2 separate regions of the Homo sapiens genome follow, and region 1 is linked to region 2. A link is a loop called in an ENCODE intact Hi-C map of the cell type or tissue named here. Cell type or tissue: B cell. All regions are shown on one strand.

The links. Hi-C counts contacts between places; a loop is a spot of excess contacts. Peaks named below come from ENCODE experiments on the same cell type or tissue, not always from the same donor. Only the 100,000 strongest peaks of a DNase experiment are listed, where the experiment ranks them.
Region 1: a loop joins it to region 2, with 2.7 times the contacts of the local background. A loop is called at or near these places in 8 of 110 quality-filtered maps.

Annotation. Positions count from the first base shown.
Region 1 is chr9:27,438,743-27,446,742 of GRCh38, reverse strand. The region is part of intron 2 of MOB3B (MOB kinase activator 3B); the gene reads left to right. Among named protein-coding and RNA genes, the nearest start is that of IFNK, 82 kb to the left of the region's middle. In B cell, no CTCF peak of the experiment used is centred here; a DNase peak (open chromatin) is centred at 4,872; H3K4me3 peaks cover 560 bases; H3K27ac peaks cover 2,828 bases.
Region 2 is chr9:27,329,623-27,337,622 of GRCh38, reverse strand. It overlaps MOB3B (MOB kinase activator 3B), which reads left to right. Exons shown (of 4, transcript NM_024761.5): 4 at 7,007-8,000. The coding sequence ends at 7,036. Among named protein-coding and RNA genes, the nearest start is that of EQTN, 36 kb to the right of the region's middle. In B cell, CTCF peaks have their summits at 4,113 and 4,314 (motif pointing left); a DNase peak (open chromatin) is centred at 4,252.

The sequences.
Region 1 (8,000 bases), 110 kb before region 2:
TAAGAATATAAAATAACATGCTACGTGTGAAGCCCCTGACACAATGCTAGGACATAGAGCAGTAAGCTTTAAACGTTAGTTCCCTCAGTATCACAGCCTCAGTGTGATACAATAGACTCATCAGGTAAATCAAGGTTAGAAAGAACTAAGGATCAAAAGTCCATAATTATCTCAAGCATTTGGCTGTGGAGTTGATCATCCATGTTCCCTTCATCTTTTGCTATAGCTTGGGGAACAAATGAAAGGAAAGGTAGACATTCATGGGATGAGATTGGCGTTGCTTGGCCTTGACAGCTAGAATCAGGAAGGAGTCTCTAATAGAACTTTAGAAGGCATTTCACAGGCATAGCACAAGTGGCCTGCACAAAGCCAGTTCCATCTTCTTTCTGCTGCAGGATGCAGCACCCAGCATAACATTCGGTATAAAGTAGACACGTGGTGAACTACTACTGTAGTGCAAGTGTAAATGAATTGAAGGATGCCACATAGTTCATATTAAAAAAAAAGATGTATTCCCAAAAATTGGGAGGCAGTTGAATTTTTTGTCACTTGGCTAACATCTTCATTTCTCTGAGAGTTCAATATTTAAACAAAACTTGGCGAAGAGGCCTTTTATTATGTGAATATCTCCTTAGTGATGTGTCTAACTGAACCTTAGTTCAGGCCTTTTGTGATTAAAACATTCGTCGTCACAGAGACTGGAGCCAGAGTTGTTAGTTCTTTCTCAGGAAAAGAAATAACCATTATTCAAAAGCAGCAATAGGCTTTTGATGTTTCTACATCATCCAGCCCAGGTCGTCAGGACTGGAGAGCAGCGAAGAATTAAGGGAGAAGCTGCAGCCAAGAGTCAGGTGTTCATTGTGTTGCCCACCCCCTGGATCATATCCCTTGACAATCCGCCGGCAATGGGAGGCTCCTGCTTAGTCTCTGGTGCAGCTGAAGATTACCCTAATGCCTGATGTGACAGCACAGTGGGGCCTCAGTGTCTGGGGACCACTGAGAATTACTTGTGGATCACTCTCTTCAATACCTCCTTGATTGCTTGACCCAGCCTGGGAATTCTACTACAGTTAACAGGAAGAAAAGAAGTTGCTAAATATTGCGGACTTACCTATTATGGCCCTCAGATAAGCCATCCATATTTGGCATCTCAAAGTGGAAAAGAAAAAGCCTGCAGCCAGGGGCATTTGTCTTCCCATGTTTTTGAAGAGAAATGTGAGCAAATGTGTCAACGAGGTACCAGAGTCGCTAGAAACTACCTGTGGGCAGTAGCTGTCAAGGCACATGGGATGGCTGCTGGCTTTTTTCTGTTTTCCAGAAATAGTGTAAAGTCCCAGAGCTCATCTTCAGTTCTGATTTAAATCTGCTCCTCTCCTTACGTAAGCTCTCCCTATGTAAGCTTGGCAAACCCTGAACTTCTCTGAGACTACCTCCCCATCTAGAAGGTGACGTGGGAAAAATAATAATACCTGCTTTGTAAGGTTATCAGAATTAAGTGACGTAATGCACATAAAGTGCTTAGGATGTTCCTGGTAGAGAATTAAATGCTGAAAAAATTTTAGCATAATTTCCCTTTTCAAAGTGATATAAAAAGGAAAAACCTCTGATTTATTACAGCTTTTACTGCTTGATTACATAGGAGAATTTTGCCTTCAGTACCTTTGCACATTTATTTACCAGCTGAAGAAAAAATGGAGAGACGCTATTGATCATGTCACAGTTCCAGTGATCTCAGAAAAGAAATAATTTTTTACATCCATTAGAATATCAGTTGATCAAAATTTGAATACCAACTAAGAGTGATACATTCCACTTTTAAAATAAGGTGGTAATTCCAAAGCTTAAAATACAGTAATAATTATATTAACTAGCATTTATTACTTATTCTGGGCCAAGCAATATGCTAGGTCTTTTATTATATTTTTTCTAATCCTCACAGCAGTCCTGGTTAACCATCATTATTATTATCCCTATTTTCAAATGAGGAAACTGAGATAAATTTCTTCTTTCAAAGTCACCCTCCTAGTAAGTGGTTGATCCAGGTTTAGAATCCAGACTTGCCTAACTACAAAGCTACAGAGTTTTTTAAGCTGCATTTGATGAAATTATAACCTTTCCTCTCTCTAAAAACATAATAACTTAAAAACAAGATGAAAGTAGTGTCTATAATTCCCTGTTTTCTGGAAATGATAAAGATTAAATTGGGATAAAGTATTTCTTTTCAAGTAGAAAAATTTAGGCCCACTTTTTCATATATGTACCTATTTAAAGTACAGATGTACTTGTGAAGATATCTTTATGATTAACTTGAAAAAATTTACTGCCTTCCCTTCTAATACCCGAGCTCCATTTACAAATGACATCTGAAGAGGTGGAAGAAAGCAGGTTGATGTGGGGTATTTTATCTTTTCCTTCCTTCCTTCCTTTCTTCCTTCCTTTCTTCCTTCCTTCCTTCCCTCCCTCCCTCCCTCCCTCCTTCCTTCCTTCCTTCCTTCCTTCCTTCCCTCCCTCCCTCCTTTCTTTTTCTTTCTTTCTTTCTTTTTCTTTCTTTCTTTCTTTCCTTCCTTCTTTCCTTCCTTCCTTCCTTCTTTCCTTCTTCTTTCTCTCTCTCTCTTTCTTTCTTTTCCCAGAGGACAGGGGTTGCAAAGGCAGAGGTTTCCATTTACTGGAATGTCACAGGAGGTGCAGAACATCTGCCATGGCCTTGTGCTCTTGAAATATTATGCCATATAATGTTCTTAGATGGGGCTCAGAGAGAACATGCTGTGGTTGATTATGATATCTGCATAGGTGCAAGACTAAAGAATGTGTATCATACATATGCCATTCATGCTCTTCACTGTTCTGAAAGGATAATTATTGACAGCCCAAGGAGAAGGCCAGTCATGTGTACATTGGTTTTCTGAAGTCTAACAACTACCAGGGCTAATAAAGCTATTGGGGCATGATCAGGAAGTATGCTAAAACCAAACCAAAATGTTACCTTCTTATCAAAACCCTGATGGTGAGTCTTGAAATCAGAGTGCCCAGCCCTTGGGGCAACTCAAGGTGGGTGTATGAGAATAGAAGACGGTCCAGGGTATGGTCTCTAAGATGATTAAGAAATTGAAAAGTAGGGGTTCCTGATTGGACTAACTTGAATTCTTCAGGAAGAGGGAAAAAGTGAAAAGCTGTAAAATCATAAAGGGAAGATGGCAAATATGGTTGGGTATTTTCCCCAACTAAATCCTGATATTTAAGAATACCTTTCGCAGTTTGAGAAGGTTCAGTGATAGACCAGTAAAAGAAAGGAAGAAATCGTTTATGTATGTTTGGAAACTTAAAAACTTGTTACTTTCAGTGTGGTATAGACTACAAATAATAGAGTACAGGATGAATAATGTAATAGAGATCTGGACTACAGTCCCAGAGTGAGCTATTGGGAGAGTTGATGTATATTTGGTGGCACGTTCCTGACTGTTGAGCTTGGTGTCAAATACCCTTAAGCTTCAAGATGCAGTGGGAAGACTAGACATAAGGACTGGCCCTGCTGCTTTTCAGTTGTGTCACGCAGGGCAGTAGTTCTCAAAGTGGGTCCTAGACCAGCAGCATCAGGATCCCTTGGGAACTTATTAGAAATGCAGTTATAGGCTTCACCCTATATTTAGTGAATCAAAAATTCTGGAAGTGGCCCAGAAATCTGTGTTTTAAAGCTCTGTAGGTAATTCTGATTCAAGCTAGAGTTTGAGACCCACTTGTCTGGGGCGAGCAAATTCTGCCTGAGCCTTATTTTTCAGATATATAAAATAATGATACTAACACTTATCCCACAGGGCTGTTACTTTGAAAAAATTATTTACTTGAGACATTGTGGTTATGGTAGCAGATGAGACAGGCCCAGACCTCATGGAACTTACATTTCAGTCAGGAAAACAGGCCCCATGCCAGATGGTGCAATGAAAGGAGCTAACGTGGAGAACTAGCACAAAAGTGCTGAGAGAGCTCAAAGTCAAACTGGGCTGGCAAAGCAACAATATAATATTATAACAAGAGCCGGAAGCCACTGCCACCTTAGGCTTGCATGAGGGAAGTCAGAGAGGGTGTTACCAGGGCTCAGGAGCCAGGGGCAAAGAGGGGAGGTCCCTTGGAGCCAAGGTGAATAGCAGTACTGCCTGACCCGAAAGGGCAGGGTGGGAGGTAGAAATACCTGGCTGTCTGCTTCCCTCCTCCAGTCTCCTGCCAATGCTTCCCACTGTCTTTGGCAAAGGAGCCTGGGAAACACGTTTTGCTGAGGAAAGATAGAGAACGGATCTGAGAGCAAGTAGGCAAATAACTGGCTTATGGAGAAAACAGATAAAACGCAAATAAATATATGACATAATGTCAGATAAGGATAAGTTCTATGAAGACAATTAAAGTAGGAAAACGGAATTAGGATGCTGTAAGATTTAAATAAGACAGATGAACAACAGTCAGTGCTCCTCAAATTTTCTGTGGTTTCAGAACCCCTTCATATTCTTAAAAATTACTGAAAATCCTGATCTTTTGTGTATGTGGGTCATATCTAGCAACAGCTAACAATATTAGAAATTAAAACTAGGAAAATTTAAAAATATTTATTAATTGAGAAAGTAATAAGCCCATTACATGCTAACAAAATAACTTTTTTTATGAAAAATAACTACATTTCCCAAAACAAAAAAATTTTTGAGTAAAGAGAGTAATATTGTTTTACTCTTCACAAATCTCTTTAACGTCTGGTTTAACAGAAGGCAACTGGACTCATATCCGCTTCTGCATTTTCAGTCTATTGTGGTTTATTGTTTTGATTCATGTCAGGGCTGACATGAGTATGTGGTTGGAAAGGGGAGGATTTTGTGTACCTTTGAAAGGGTCCTTAGGGATCCATACAACACTGAGAACACTGCTGGGGTGGGGAGGGAGTCCTTTGTACCTAGTAGGCACTAGACTATGTTGGTTGAAACAAGACAAGCGACAATTGCATTACGAATTTCACAATATAGTAGTCCCCCTTTATCTATGGTTCTGATTTCCTCTGTTTCAGTCACCTGTGGTCAACTGTGGTCTGAAAATATTAAATGGAAAATTCCAGAAATAAATGATTCATAAGTTTTAAATTGCACACTGTTCTGAGTAGCATGATGAAATCTTGCTCTGTCCTACCTGGGACAAGAACCTTCCCTTTGTCCAGCATACCCACACTGTAGACTCTACCTGCCCATTGCTCATTTAGTAGATATCTGGGTTATCAGTTAACCTTTGCAGTATCACAGAGCTTGTGTTCAAGGAACCCTTATTTTCCTTAATGATGGCTCCAAAGTGCAAGAGTAGTGATGCCAGCAATTCAGATATGCCAAAGAGAAGCCATAAAGTGCTTCCTTTAAGTGAAAAGGTGAACATAAGGACTTAAGGAAAGAAAAAAATTGTAGGCTAAGGTTGCTCAGATCTATGGTATGAATCTTCTGCCTGTGAAATTGTGAAGTAAAAAGAAATTTATGCTAATTTTCTTGTTGCCTCTCAAACTGCAAAAGTTATGGCCACAGTGCATGGTAAGTGCTTAGTTACGGTAGAAAAGACATTACATTTGTTGGTGGAAGTCATGAATCAGGCCGCACAGCAGGAGGTGAGTGGCCAGTAATGGAGAATTACTGCTTGATCTCAGCCTCCTGTCAGGTCAGTGGCGGTGTTAGATTCTCATGGGAGCACGGACCCTATTGTGAACTGCACATGTGAGGGATCTAGATTGCTCACTCCTTATGAGACTCTAACTAATGCCTGACGATCTGAGGTGGAACAGTTTCATCCTGAAACCAACCCTAACCCTGCTGTGGAAAAATTGTCTTCCACAAAACTGATCCTTGGTGCCAAAAAGGTTGAGGACCGCTGCTTTATGGTATTTACCCACCAGTACTGATGGCATTTCACATCAGTATTCACAGTTATGTGGTCTCCTTATCACAGAGTTTTTGGGAGCACCAAAGGAAAGATGCTAATTGATCTTTAAAAAAAAAATGAATCTTCTGATTTCCTTAGCACTATGTTCACCCTAACCTAATGAGCTAATTCAGACTAGATGCGTAACTGGTGGGACTTGATACACACACAGAAAATATCTTAAAATTGAATGAATATTTTATAATTATTGTGCCATACATTAGAGAGTGGTGGACCACCACCAGTTATTCACCTTGCAAATTTTATGCAACAAATATTCAGGCTCAGGAGAGCTTTCTATAATATCCAGGTCAGAGTAGTCATGAATTTCTTCCCATCATCCATTGATACGTATTCTTATAGAGTACCAAACATCAGCCAAGACCCAAGTAATACAGTAAGGTAGCTATTATGGAAAAAAAAAAAAAAGAAGGAATCATTTAGAAAGTATTTGTTCTCAGAATTATTATCTATGACTCTGCTCTTTCCATCTACATAGATAATTGAATTCAGCATTAACTGAGCCCCATGACAAGGGCACTGTGATGTAGTTGAACATCAGTCAGCATTAAAGAGACATGGCCACATTGCTTCAACCTGCAGATGGGCAGATATGTATTGCCCACTGTGGACAGACTCATTTCTGAATGGGATTTATAGAACATCTTATGCTACATGAAATGTGTTTTACTGCTAGGGTGAGACCAATCTTACACCTGCCTTGCTAACCAGGTTTTGTCATATCTAGATTTTGTTTTAGACAGTTACTGTAATAATGATGTCTACCATTTTCTCTCCACTGTAGGTTAACTAGGTGCTTTACATTGCTACCTTACCTCTCACAACAGCCTTACCCCCCACCACCGGGCCCACCCCCAAAGCATGACAGGCAAAACAGCCTTTTGCCTGTTTTCCCAATGAGGGAACTGAGCCTCGGAGAGGTTACAAATGTTGCACAGGTCACAGCTTATAAAGGTCCATAGTAGGTCTTTCTGGCTCCATTCCATTTTTTTTGCTATGCCAGAGACATCTGTGATAGGAGTATTCTGGGCACATATATGCATACCTTTGCATAAAACACAAACATGAATATATTCAAAGACAGCATGAGAGGGGGAAAAAGTAAAAGGATAATTTGAAGAAGCAAAAGGTTTTGCTTCTCTGTGACACCAAAGCATGAGGTCCCTGCAGAAGAAATCCTGCATGGATGAAATAAAGAGATTTCAAGTCATGGCTTTGCTACTTTCTCATTGTGTCTTGAATACTTGGAATTTGACTCATGGTCTGCTGAAACTAAAAAGATTTGTGCCAATGGTAAAAACCTCCCATAATAAGGTAAGACAGATGAGATGGTTCAATAATTTGTGTTTATGGTGAATGTTGAGTGTGTATATGTATGTGTGTATGTATGTATGGTATGTCTTTTAAAGATAAAAGTCTCACCGGCTAGGAAGAGAAGGAGGAAAAAAATAAATGATTATTAGAGTATGACAACTAGCCTTGTAGTTTCACAATTAAGAAATGAGCAGACCAATATAATTCAATGTCTGTAACATTTAATTTCCAGTCCAGTATATAAAGGTAGATTCTGTTTGCCTTTCCTCTTTACTCCTCAGTCTGTTAACCTTGTTTCCTCCCCTGTAACCTCAGGAAACCTAGGTCTTCAGGTTGCTGTAAGGTCTTAATAGGATAATGCATGGGACTTTGCGTGTAGAAAATGTTCAATAAATATTCACTAATATTATTGCTAATAATATTGTAAGTACCATATTTCTGCAAAGGAGCTGTTGTGTTTTTCTCCCATAGTAGAAGCTACACATATCAATAAACCGTTGAGGCTCCCAGAAGTAAAGACCCCAGAGGCCCTAAGTCTCTTTCAACAGGTAAGGTCAGTGGTAGGTTCCTGGACTTGCTGCTGAGGTGGACTTTTCGGCCATGGTTTCTCAGTCACCCCTCAAGGAGTTGACACTTTGGGGCCCATGAAGTTTTTTAGCCCTAAAACATGTTGACTCTTTAAATGGCTGTGGAATCTGGCTGCCCTTATCAGTCTACAGCGACTCACGGGG
Region 2 (8,000 bases):
TCACTCCTCCAAGAAAACTACCCAGTCCAGAGGGACTTGCTTTTGCTATAAGTGGGTTAGATCTTGAGATAAGGAAATAGCAAAATGTTGGTGTAACATTGAGTGTGGAAATGTGGCCTGAGGGAAGTGAGTGCTGGCAGGAGCTGAGGACCCTGTTGGGAGGGGGCCGTGAAACCTTGGCATAGACCTCGCCAGCACAGCTGTTTGGAATGGAGGCAGGAAGGGCAGGGGAAAGCCATGAGAGAGGGAATTTTCAAGATGGTCAGTGTTCTCAATCCACAGCCATCACAGAAGAAACTAATGAAATATGGGTACAATCTGGAGATTTTTAAGTCTCTAAGAAGTGGAATTTGTGAGACGAAAGGCTTCCAGAAAGCCCTCTTTCTGACCTGGCCTCTACCCCTAGAGGGCCTTAGCCTTGCTGTGGGGAATGAAACTCTTCCCGGTTGTAGGGTTTTGGTGCTGTCCACCCCCAGCCCAGCCAGAAATGTGGCTTCTGTACTTCTGCTGCAGTTCAAGCCACTTTTCCAGGTATGTCCCATCTGAGTGGAGATGGGGCTGACGGCAGGCCACAGGGCCAAGCTCGGGCACGGGGCCGGTAGCTGGGACTGAGGCTGCACTGCTGATTAATGGGCAGGGAGGCACTTTGTGAAACGTGCAATACCCTTTGACGGCCTTTTCCGGGGGACTCGCAGCTTTCCTCGTGTCTTTTCAGCAATATCACATTTGATTTTACCTTTAAAATGTATTGATGAAGCTGCATGATTGGAAAAGGTGCTGGGGGAGATGAATCTCTCCTACTTTCCGTTCTGTTTCCATTACTTCAGGGGTGTGTACGCATGAGTATACACGTGTGCGGGCGTGCTGTATTAGAGAGCCCAATTTCCTTTATATACGTGAACTCCTCCCCCTAGTAGCCACCATTAAACATCCAACGGCTTTAAAATGGTTAGTGAGAAGTACACAACATAATGTCAGATGTGGCCCTGAGAGAGGCGTACTGCTCACTGCCCTGCTTTAACCCGTTGGCTGTTTAATGGTGGTTACTAGGGGCAGGAGTTCACGTATATAACAGTCATTTTTCCAAAGTTTCCAGCACCAAGGGTCCTCCTGCTCCTTACCACACTGCGGAGCCTTCTACATCTCTTCATACTGCTTTTCTTCCTTGATTATTTTTTGTTTCAAGTATTTCTTCCTCCCCCTTTCTCCTGGTGTCTCAGAGTTAGCAGGAAGCTGGTAATTAAAAGAAGACATGGGTTTTGAAATGCTGCTGTGGTAGCTCTTCCCCCCCCTTATCCATTTTACAACAGAAACAAAAAGACTCACTCCTTTTCTTTTGCTCCTCCCTCCAGCAGAGTAATGAAAGCAGAATGTTGTTTGCTTGTTTTTGTTTTTGAGTCCACTAAATCATTATTGTTACACTGACTAGCTGGGTGAACTTGGGCAAGTTAGTTCAAATTTCTGGGCCTCCTTTTCCTCATCTGTAAATTAGAAAAAGTAATGCCTAGTTCATAGAGTTGTGAGAAAGTGCACAAGGTAAGTCTAAGTGCCTTCCCCATCGTAGGTATGAAATGCGTGTTTCCTTCCACCTCTCATTTTACTTGGGTCTGTAGACCTAATAAGTGTTCCTTTTCATTGGATTTCAGTTTAATTTAATATGTTTTAAGCACCTAGTATGTGCCAGGTCTTGAGCACCAGGGTCTACACAAATACCAGATAGGTTTTCTCTCTTCAAGAGCAGCCTGGTGCTGAAACCAGGAATGTGATAAACGGTCGCACAACAGTGTGAAAGGTGTCATGGGCACTGAGGGAATCTGGAAGAGGAGCACCTAGGATTCCTTGGGGACAGGGTGGGAGGGTAGAAGAATGTGTCCCTAAGGAGATGACAACTGGTCAAGAGCGTTAAAGGGTGTTGGCGATGGGAGAAGGGTGTTCTGGGAAGAGAGGAGCATGTGTATGGAAATCGTTGTGTGTTCCATGGGAGAGAAGGAGCGTCGGCCACCGATGGGGGATGAGGTTGAGTGCCTGAGAAGAGTCTAGATCAGGAACAGCATCGTATGTTACAGTGGAGACTTGGTTTGAAAACTACTGAAAGCCATTAATGGAGTTTAGGAGCATCATGAGATGATAAAGATTTTACCTGCAGCACATCAAGCCAGCTCTAAGAAATCCTGTGTACACAAATTGCCTCTTTCGAATCAATGTGAAGTCAGAGAGCCCACAGGCCAGCAGTCCAGTTCTGCCACTAATTAGTTTTGCCGCATTAGGGAAGTCACTTACTTTCCGATGGTCTGAGTTGCCACATCTCCGAAATTAAAGTGTTGGAGTAGGTGACACCCATGTTTCCTCCCAGCTATAACAGCAGCCTATGACTCTGTGATGATGTCACTGCTTTTTGGCGCTTGTTTCATAATTCCTAGAGTTAACTTATTAAAATTGCTGTGCAAGCATGATGACTGTCCCCTAGTAAACATCAAGTGTTCTTCTTCATATGTTCCATATGAAAATTAGCTTCTTGGGCCAGGCGCAGTGGCTCATGCCTATAATCCCAGCAATTTGGGAGGCCAAGGCAGGCGGATCACGAGGTCAGGAGATCGAGACCATCCTGGCTAACTACTAAAAATACAAAAAATTAGCCGGGCGTGGTGGCGGGCATCTGTAGTCCCAGCTACTCAGGAGGCTGAGGCTGGAGAATGGCGTGACCCCAGGAGGTGGAGCTTGCAGTGAGCCGAGATCGCGCCACTGCGCTCCAGCCTGGGGGAACAAAGCGAGACTCCATCTCAAAAAGAAAAAGAAAAAAAAGAATATTAGATTACTAAAATGTGTGATGATGTAGTGCAGTAAACTGAGAGCGTTGATTTCTTTGTAGTCTTGCCTAAGTCAGAGAGTATTTGTGTGACTTGGAATAAGTCATTTTACTTCTCTGGATCATTATTCCCTATCCTCCACTGACTACCAGTTATAAAAATGGGTACACTGAGGTTAGACTAAGATTTGACACTTAGAGTTCACGGAAGTTTGTTCAATGGCTATCAAGAACTTCTTCCAACTGCTAACAAGTACATAAAGAAGATTTAAATTTAAAAAGTGTTTAGATCAGAACAGAAAAAATTGAGTATCTTATGTAAAAGACAGGCTGATTTCATCCACCCCCACCGTCCCCACAAAAACTAGGCAAATGTCATTTTAACTTCATTTCTAAAGTGAAATATGATTTCAGATTGGAGTCTCTGTCTACTTTCCTTTTTGTTTTTTAAATAACCGGTCTTGTTTTCTTAGAAAAAAATTCATGCATATCAAAAATATCTAAAACTTCAGACTCCGCAAAGGACAAAAAAATTAGAAACAGAAAACATACACAATTGTATTCACCCAAAGATAAATTTATCATGTTGGACCCATATTTTTCTTTATATTTTTTCTCAAAATAACTGGATCAAACCATACATCCTGTTATACAATTTGAATAAAATATGCATCATACATTAATATACTAAAAAATATTAATGTTCTTCTCAGATTCAGGCAAAAATGAAATGATGAATTCCAATGTGATAGAATGCAAATGTGTGCAAAGTGATGGAGATACCCAAGAAAGGAGCTGACAATTGCATCTTAAAGGATGTCAAAATTTGCCAGGCAGAGAAGGGCAGAAAATATTTACCAGATATAAGAAAGAAACCACTAGAAACTGGCCAGTTGGAGACCTGGAGAAGTCTAGTTTGCCTGGCTGGTGTGGTGAGTGGGAGGGAATTCAGCAGGAGGTGAGCAGGGGGCGATGGGTCCTCTTTCTTTGACAGGCTTCAGAGGATGGAATTTGTTTTGTTGACAGTGGAGAACCAGGGACTTCATAGAATCAATTACTGCTTTATTTTAAAACAAATGAAACCGAGTGACCACAACCAAGATTCTACTTTGATCTTCTGTTAAAAACACATTTTGAAAAATTCAGGTGTTTTTGAAAATCTTCATATACAAGCCAAGCACAGTCACCAGGAACTTTCTCAGAAGCTTCTCATCACCTCAGCGGAAGCCTTTTAATACACGTTTTGGAGTTCTTTAGTGGCCTGCCTTAATACACAGGGCATTCAGTAACTCCAGCAATGGCAAATTCATTGTAAAGAGCACCCTGGGTAGAAGCTATTTTGGCCACACTCTCAGAGAGGAAGGAATGTGTTTGGCCCTGCTAGCCTGCGGGAGGGCTCTGATGAAGAAAGCGATGGAACCTAGCATTGCCATTTGTTTATTTAAACGAGTTTTTTTTTTTAACAGCTCATTGGCTCCACCCAGTGGGCAAGTGCTAGAATACAGCTTGCAGAGTCTTGCAGAGCTTTGAAGGATGGATCCAACTCAAATGTCTTTCCTGATGTTTCTGATCTGCTATTTCAACCATACATTCCCTTTATGAATTTAAGAGGCATCCCAGGAAACAGTTTTTATCCTGCATCTCAGTGACCTTGAATAAGTACCCTGTCCTCTCTGAAACTGTTACTCTGCTACTTAAAAAAAAACTCTGCCATATTTCTAGTGTCCATACTCTCTCAGTGGCATAATTGTTCTAGTATTTGCCCATTGTACCTATAATTCAAACTGGCATCAGTCTGGATAAAGAAAAAAATCTGGCATTTTGAAAATTCATGAATGACTGCAACCACCTATAATTATATATGTCAATTAATATATGCCAGTATTATCCGATTGCATATTCATAAGACTATCTTAGAGGCTTTAACCTACAATCACATGGTGTAGTAGAAAGAGCAAGCCTTTGCGGTCAGATAGACCTGAGTTTAAACCGTAGACCTGCAGCTTTCTATGTGACCTGGTAAGGTACTCTCCTTCCCTGAGGGTTTTTCCTCATCAATACAGTAGAGATGGCAAATCTTACTTCACAAAGTATAATATCTGTATAGCAGTAGACACTGGGACTGGCAAACAGCAGGCCTCTGTTTAATAAAAGCAGCGGTTACTGTTGAGCATTCTGTACCTTACCCATTTACCTTGAGCAAATAGCTTCTGCTCTGAAACTGGGATTCTTCCTCTGTCCATTGGAGGTCATAGTTCCCTGTCTTAGAGTTATACAGATGCAATGGTATAACCACCCCAAAGCACCTGGCATCTTATAGATATTTAACTATAGCTAGCTTCTTTCTTTTCAAAAGTACAGACCTATTGCAAATAATTAAGTTATAAAGCTAAAATTCTGTTTATCCCATGAACACACTTTCTCTCTCCCTACTTCTCTTTCTGTCTCTCTCAAACACACACACACATGCTCTTGTTGTATTCCCATCTTGTTTTCCTTGTCTGTGTCATCAAGAGTTAAGCCAAAAGCTGGGTGCAGTGGTTCACACCTGTAATCCCAGCACTTTGGGAGGCCAAGATGGGTAATGCTTGAGCTCAGGAGTCTGAGACCAACCAGGGCAACATGGTGAAATCCTGTCTATACAACAAACTTAAAAACTAGCCAGGTGTGGTGTTGTGTGCCTATAGTCCCAGCTACTCAGGAGTCTGAGGTGGGTGGATAGCTTGAGCCCGAGTGGTTGAGGCTGCAGTGAGCTGTTGCCACTGCACTCCAGCCTGGGCAACAGCAAGATCCTGTCGAAAAAATTAAAAATTGAAAAAATTAGATATACACATAGATTTGTAACTTCCTGTATTAATAATTATAGAGATGCAAAAGTGCCTAGATTCTGCCTTGTCTATTGTTATTTCTTTAACCAGCACATCTGTATGGTTTTCGAATAGAACGCTTCTCTGAACACCTTGGCACTCCCACACTCAGTCTCCTTTTTCTCGATGTTTCCTATTATATAAGGTGTGGCAGTCCAGGTCAGTATGCAAGAGATGTAGTAGCTGCAGTCAGCTCTGCAGCAGGTAGAACTTGGAAGATCGTTCATCTAACTAAAGTGACATGAAACTTGTCTTCTCAAGATGCTAAATGGCACAGGGCTCATTACTAGCCTGCTCCTCAGACCATCCTTGGAGATGAAAGAGGAGCCACTACCCTGGCACAGTGCCAGGGGCAGGGGCTACAAAGATGAAAGCACATGGGGCGATTCAATGAGTGCTTCTTTTTCCTGGCACTTAGTAGCGCCCAGTCTAGCAGGGCCAACAGACATGTCCAGAGCCCCAGTACACACACACACACACAGAGATGTACAAATTCATACACTGCATGTAAGAATCAATGTGTGCACAGGAGGAGAGAGTGGCTACCTCCACAGCGAGTGGGGCAGGAGTGCGGGAAGGTCTCCCAGCAGGTAAAAGTCACCTTACCTGAGGTGGAAAAATGAGTGGCAATTTGACAAATGAAGAGGGGCAGGCGCAGGATGTGGTAGCAGCGGACCATAGGCATGGGACTCAACCTGTGCGGAGCCCCAGGGGTAGAGAAAGGATGGCTATTCGGGATCTATAAATACCCACAAGAGCCAGGCAGGTGACGCATGTCAGACACTTTGGTGTATTATTCATTTCTATTTTTAAAAATGTCCTCCTTCCTGCTTTTCTTGACTTATACCCACTTATCCTTTATTTTTCCATCTTTGATTGAAACTTAAATCTTTCCCTACTCGAAGAAAACTAGCAGTCCAAATCCAATTACTGTATCAGTTCATAAGTGCTACATGGCTCCTGCTGGGAAGTCAGGTGGGAGTGGCAAGGACTGGGGCAAACTGGAGAGCAAATTCTTCTGCTGAAGAGGACAGCCATTCTTCAACTCCAGTTGTTCAGAAGCTCCAAATCTTGCAATTTCTCAGAAAAAGCAAGCAAGCAACCTGAATTTTGATACATGAGTCAAATTTTTAAACAGTGCCTTAATGGAAAAAAAAAATTCTGCAGAACAAACAGATGGAACATACCCTCATGCTAAGCCTTATTCATGGACCATGCTTGCAAGCTTTCATTTACAGGCTCTCGAGATTCCAAGAGCATTTTCAGGATCCTTCACCAAATCGTTGCTCTGCTTATAGTTTCTCCTAACCATCCTTTTCCCCTTGCTTTCCAGAAAGAAATGACGAGCAGGATGTGTCACTAATGCTCCACCTCACCCTTTGGAAGAAAGGAAAGCTGTTTCCTCCTGGTGCCCTGAGCGGGCAGGAGGTGGACCACCCTGGCTGAAATGACACACCTACTCCCAGGAACAGCAGAGGTGGAGGCAAGCAGTGACTCCTGAGAGACATTCCCCACTCACTTTGTGTGCTCTTAACCTTCTGAGTGCTGCTAGCCCAGACCTGTGGACGAGGCAGACCACAACGTGAAAGAAGGACCAGCCCCTTGACCGTTCTGGCTGGGGAATTGTCCACGAGGAAGCCTCTGCACTTCCACACATGGCACAGTTCTGCCTGTGACCTGCCGCCTAAGCTTTACTGGAATTCAGGTTTTGAGACTGAGATGCGTGTTCGTATTTTTCCACTTATCTGTCTTGTCAGCTGGCCGACTTCTCTGTGATTGGTTTTTTAAGTGCCGGGTGAATTTTGGACCTCTGGATGTGCAGCAAGTTTTTATGCAATAAGCCTTCCTTTCAGGTCTCTAAAAGCTCCTGCTCTGATCTGTGGTTTAACACTGTGCAGGGCTGTGGAGCTCTGAGACACCTGAACCCCTACCCATCCCCTGCACCTCCCTACTCTCCCTGCCGAGGCGTCCATAGCATTTCCCTAATAAATAGTTTTATCAGGGACACTCCATGGGGTGGCTTGTCTCTGCCCCAAACAGGGTCTTCACGTTCTAACTGCAGGGAAGAGACTGGTTACTAGCGTAAAGCTGACAAGTTACCAGTTCACCTGATCAGAATGTATTTTTTATAACCACCATCATTCCTTGTCTCTTCAGTGGAAGATATTCTTTCCTGTTTCCCAGAAGAGAGAAATAAAAGTCCTAAATAACTAAGAATGATCAGCGGGAGCGTTGGGCATGATTACTGCAGTGTTTGTTCTTTATTAAAGACAGGGAGTCGTGGCTGTCTCTACATAATACTAACATTTCAGTGAAAAAAGTACAAT